2 separate regions of the Homo sapiens genome follow, and region 1 is linked to region 2. A link is an interaction called in ENCODE POLR2A ChIA-PET data of the cell type or tissue named here. Cell type or tissue: MCF 10A. All regions are shown on one strand. Links, peaks and the distances in the headings refer to the core of each region. The heading gives the core; the rest is flanking DNA.

Region 1 (2,922 bases), core at 312-2,811, 310 kb before region 2:
GCTTCAGATGTGTAGGTTCATCGTATCACGCCTCTGCTGGAAAACTCACAATAGTGCCCTCTTTCATTCAGAGTAAATACAAGTCCTTACAAAGGCCTACACCACTCAGATGACCAACTCTTCATTACCTCTTTGGCTTCATCTCCTGCTAACCTCACCTTCACTCATTCCATGCCAGCCACACTGGTCTCCTGACTGTTCCTCAAACACTCCAGCTATGTCTGTTCCTCAAATGCCCCAGCTATGTCTGTTCCCTCAGACGGGGATACTTTCCCCCACAGCACATGACCCACCCCTCATCCTCATCACCTGTTCACTCAGTTCTCACCTTCTCAGCAAGGCCTCCCCTGCTGCCTAGCTGAAACTGAACTTGCCTTCCCTCTCCACAGCTGGCACTCCTGATGCCTTACCCTGGTCTAACATTTCCTTTTCCCAAAGCATTTATCGCATGTAATATCCTACTGAAATTACTTACTTATTGTGTTTATAGTTTGTTTTATGTCTTCTACCTAGAATGTAACCTCTATAAAGACAGAGATCTTTTGTTGTTGTTGTTCACTGATGTATTCTAAGCACCAGATCAATGTCTGCCACATGGTAGGAAATCAGTAAATATGCTTGAATAAATGAAAGTTCAGAACTTCAGAGACAGGAACGACAAAAATGAGAAAAGTCTATAAAAATCATATCTGTGGGCCCAGCATGCGGGCTCATGCCTATAATCCCTGTGCTTTGGGAGCCCGAGACAGGAAGATTGCTTGAGTCCAGGAATTTGAGACCAGCCTGGGCAACATAGTGAGACCTCATCTCTACCAAAAAATAAAATTAAATTAAAATAAAATAAATTAAAATACAAAAGTTAGCTGGGCTTTGTGGCATAGCATTGTAGTCTTAGCTACTTGAGAGGCTGAGGTGGTAGGATTGCTTAAGCCCAGGAGTTTGTGGTTAGAGGGAACTATGATTGTGTCACTGTACTCCAGCCTGAGCAACAGCAAGAACTTGTGTCAAAAAAACCGCACTCCCCCCAAAAAAAAACAAAACAAAACACATCATATCTGTGTTGATTCAGTGAATTTAAAAGGAATTTTTTCACTTACTTCCTGATAACAGAAATAAGCATATGACTTTGCAAATTTACATATTAAAAGCACCCATGACAGTTTATTCACTTCAACTGTTGTTTTTGAAGAACTCAATAAGTGCCTTTTCTTTTCAACCCTTCTTTTTTTTTTTTTTTTTTTTTTTGATAAGCCTCCTTTTAAATACTCAAACCATCTGGGTATTTGTACTCTGAAGGCATCAGAAAGGCATGTAGCTAAAGCATAGAACTGATCAGGTTTCATGGTCAAAACGACACCTCAACATTTATTCTGTATCTTTGAAGGACAATACCCATAGCTCCCATCTGGAGAGTACTCACAGTGTTCATAGCACTGGGTAGAGGGCTTGAATTCCTATCACCTGTGTTTTCAGCTGAAAACAAGTGGGATTCTGACTCACAAGTTGGCTTGTGGGTAAAACCATTGACTACAGTTGGTCCGGGTCTGATGACCACTGTAGCTGTTACAAGTTTGTACTAATGCTTCTCTTTTTGAGACATTTCAAGTACTTTTCTCAGTATTATGAGGTAGATTACATGTACGAATGACTCAACATTTCTGAGGCTGCTTAAGAGTGTTTTCTGGTAAGCCTAGCCACTACATCATAGGTGCATGGTAAATGACAACATGGTTTGTATAGAGGTTAAAAAGGGCCATTCATCTCACTGCCCTCATTGGAAGGCCTAAAATAGTCCAAGATATTTTATTCTGTGGTTTTCACCTATGCCCTTTTCCCTTGTCCCAGGAAGACTTAAGTGGATTTGCTGTAATAACTGTGTTATGCTATGATAGATAGAATCTGTGTTATGATTAAATAGTTGACGTCTGTTTATAAAAAGTAACTTTTACAATTTATAATGGAGGTTATATTACTTAAAGTAGTTTTATTTGAAGAAATAAAAATTCATCACTCAATTTCAATACTAGGGCTTGAGATTACTGTTGTATTTTTAAATTCAAACCATTAGATGAATATAATTATAGGAATATGATAACATTGTAGGAATTTGGGGAAGTTTTAAAAATTACCCATAATTTCATCTAACCATTATGATCATTTGTACATATTTCCTGTCAGTCATTTCCTAAATGCATGCTGCTTATTCCTATAACTGAAACTAATACCAGTATCACTGGATGGTAAGTTCTTTGAGAATGGGGCCCCTTTCTGATGATTCTGTGTATACCCGTAGTTTAACACAGAGCCCAGTAGAGGCAGATGCTAGAAAAATTATTGCAAAAGAATGGATTAATAAGCAGATCTGCTGAGGATCTAAAACTTAATTAAGTACAACCAATGCTGGATTGATTATTTTGTTGATTCACAAGAAGAGGCCAAAGTCCCAACCCTCAGCAAAGATCAGCCATTCTATGACCTCCTCTTCTGCTCAGATCTCTAGGGGCAGCACGGGAGAGGAAGGGGACAGTCAAATGGTGATGTGTTACTCTCCTGCTTTGCTCGAAAACGATAGCAGTAATTTCTCTTACTTCTCCATTCCTTGTCTGCAGATCACCTGGCCCTAGAATGGCCTTATATCTCTGAGATACAGACTGACGCTAATAAATGAGTTGCTGATCCTAAAATAAAAGTGGAAATCAGGTTTGGAGTTTGATGTAAAAGCTGGAGAGGCACAGGTTTGTTGCTCATTTAGATTACAAATGTCATCGAAAATAGAAACCAAAAAGGTTAGGTAATTTCTAAATTAATCACTCTTAGAATAATTACCATGTCACAGCATCTGTGTGCTTTGGTAGAATTTGAATAACACTTTTTTGCTCAGAATAATGTTCTATTCTTGTCACCAAATAATACTTGACGTCT
Region 2 (2,922 bases), core at 186-2,685:
CTGAGGAAAGTTCTCTGCAAGGTTCTATGATGTTGCTAACGTTCATATCTGGGCCGATCCCACTTTGAAGCTGATCCTGTTCATGTACCAAGCTGCCTCTTTCTGACAGCACAATGTCAGCATCCCAGGCCTGGCTGCAATAGAGAAGTGTGGGGGACTGTCTTTTTTTGAGACAGGGTCTCACTGTGTCCCCCAGGCTAGAGTGCAGTGGCTCAGTCACTTCTCACTGCAGCCTCAACCTCCCAGGCCCAAGTGATCCTCTTACTTCAGCCTCCCAAGTAGCTGGGACCACAGGTGTGCGCCAATACACCCGGCTAATTTTTTTTATTATTTGTAGAGATGGGGTCTCCCTGTGTTGCCCAGGCTTGGGACAGTCTTGAAGGAGCATCATCTCAGGGCCAGGAGCAGCTTCTGGGTTCACGGCATTGATCTGGTTGGAGTTCCCAAAGGGCAATGGGAAGTTCCACTGGTGCTCTTCATGGGGCCACTTGAATGAAGACTCGAAGAAGAGATAGCCAGGAGAGTAGCTTTGGAGCTAGGGGTACATGGAACATGTTAAAGACTTTGAAGTGAAAGTGGTGGGCTCCTGAGAAATAACAATGAGAGGATTATCCCTAAATTCTTTATATACAAGATCCTAGCCTCCAAAGACATCTGAGATCATTCAAGACTTGCAGCATGAGAACAGTGCCTGGACAAACCATACTTTACTGGAACAGCTATAGGGTTGAGAGAAGCTCCCTCTGGGACCCCCGCAGAGAGGAAGGGCTGGTTTTTGGGAAGGGGAGGGCCTAATGCATGGGGCCTCAAGGAGCTGGAGAAGTACTCCTCAGCAGAACAATTGGATACACTGGGGCAAACACATATCTGAAATGAAGCATTTCTCAAACTATTCCAGCAGATCTTCCTCTTCTTTGAACTTGTTACTTTTATTGTCAATCCTATGCAGCTTCAGCACTTAATTATTCTCCATTTGATAGAATCAGAAGTTTCAAGGTGACAATTGTTTCAGGTATATCAGTCTTGTCTCCCCAACTAGACTGTTAACTCCTGTTTCTGGGCAGGAACCAAAGCCTGTTTCTTTACAGTCCCTCAGCACAGAAATAGAGGAAGCTGAGTGCATAAAGGTGTTCAGTAAATTGTTAATTAATTTAAAAAGAAAAATTACAAAAATAATAATCAAGGATAGGATCATAAATTGATATTACACCTGTATAACTATAAAACAATTGAAAGACATGATAAATAGCAAAGCCTCAAGAAAGCTATTAAAAATACATTAAATTTTTCAGCTGGGCGTGGTGGCTCATGCTTGTAATCCCAGCACTTTGGGAGGCCAAGGCAAGCGGATCACCTGAGGTCCAGAGTTCAAGACCAGACCGGCCAACATGGTGAAACCTCGTCTGTACTAAAAATACAAAAATTAGCTGGCCAAGGTGGCGCACACCCGTAATTCCAGCTACTAGGGACGCTGAGGCAGGAGAATCGCTTGAACCCAGGAAGTGGAGGTTGCAGTCAGCCAAGATTGCGCCACTGCACTCCAGCCTGGGCAACAAGAGAGAGACTCCATCTCAAAAAACAAACAAACAAACAAACAAACAAACAAAAAAAACAGAAATACATTAAATTTTTTTTTCTAGAACTACCCACGCCACTCATTCAATGGAATGTCATTTACTGAATAAATATGTATCGCCATCAACCATGTACCAGGCCACTTTCTTGAAGTTGGGAATATAGAAATGAATAAAGCAGACAGAAGTCTCTGCCTTCATGCAACTGTTAAAATTGCATGAAAACTATTTCTATTGTATTTCCCTGGATCCTATGACTACACAAATTTAAAGACAGATGTAGGTTTTAAACAAAGGTTCAGCATTGTACAATAGAAATATAATGTGAGCCACATTGTGATTTAAAATTTTCTAGTAGCTAGTTTTAAAAAGTAAAAAGAAACAGGTGAAATTAATTTTAATGTTTTACTTTATATATTTTTGTCATGACTCACTGCAAGGTTTCCACTTCTCTTCACCTTGAAATAAGGGACAAAAGTAGAAATAGAGTTATCACTTCCACAGTGCCCTGAGGCCAATCTCCTTCAAAATAAAGGAGACTTTTCTCCTGAGAGACAAGTTGCTCAGAAAGGTCATGTTTTCTCCAGGTGATCAGGCTGAATTTCACAACATAGCAGGTTGATAGTGGAACCATTATAGCACATAATGAGCCCTTCAAAGCTTTGCTCAGAGCCAAAAGAGAGGCTTGAAGACTAGAATAAAGAAGAAGGTTGGGCTGCAGCTCCCTTCAGGAGAACACTCCATCTATATTGCTCCATATGTGGTAAGCCCATGAGTGGGTACAGGTTCAGTCCTTGGGGCTGTGAAGTGCAAGATCAAGGTGCCAAGAGATTTGGTTGTTTGGTGCGTGCTGTTCTCTGCTTCCAAGATGGCACCTTGTTGTCAAATCCTCCAAAGGGGGTGGAACGCTGGTCCTCATGTAGCAAAAGAATATGTCTAGATAAATCTAGGAAATTAGTTTGAGGTCTTTGATTTAAATGTTACGTATTCAGGTCAATTACCACTACCAGAAGCCCATCCTTCAAAAGTTTTTCGTTGGAAAGTTCTATAAAATTTGTTAGAACTTTATATACAGAATTTGAGCCTTTAAAAAATTTGCTGAAAAAGTTTCAGCACCTTTAGAAATAATGTAGTCAAACAGCAGTTTCTTCCCTACCTCTCCAATTTTATGGATAAAATTAATACTGTCTTAACAGGTTAAGACATATTAAATATTGAAATATTCAATATTTTCCCTGATACATTGAATATGTCCATAAAGTTCTAGATATCCAGTACTCCAGGAAGTACTATAACACCAAATTGTAATTTTTATTATTTATGCAATAAATTTGATAAGCAAATCCAA

What was found. ChIA-PET counts read pairs that join two places held together with the same protein. Peaks named below come from ENCODE experiments on the same cell type or tissue, not always from the same donor. Only the 100,000 strongest peaks of a DNase experiment are listed, where the experiment ranks them.
Region 1: POLR2A ChIA-PET joins it to region 2 with 5 read pairs; 2 of 35 experiments call an interaction of 5 or more read pairs at or near these places.

Annotation. Positions count from the first base shown.
Region 1 is chr2:64,211,520-64,214,441 of GRCh38, forward strand. No RefSeq gene overlaps it. Among named protein-coding and RNA genes, the nearest start is that of LINC00309, 7.5 kb to the left of the region's middle. In MCF 10A, for the core only: no CTCF peak of the experiment used is centred there; DNase peaks (open chromatin) are centred at 972 and 1,572.
Region 2 is chr2:64,517,865-64,520,786 of GRCh38, forward strand. No RefSeq gene overlaps it. Among named protein-coding and RNA genes, the nearest start is that of AFTPH-DT, 4.8 kb to the right of the region's middle. In MCF 10A, for the core only: no CTCF peak of the experiment used is centred there; no DNase peak of the experiment used is centred there.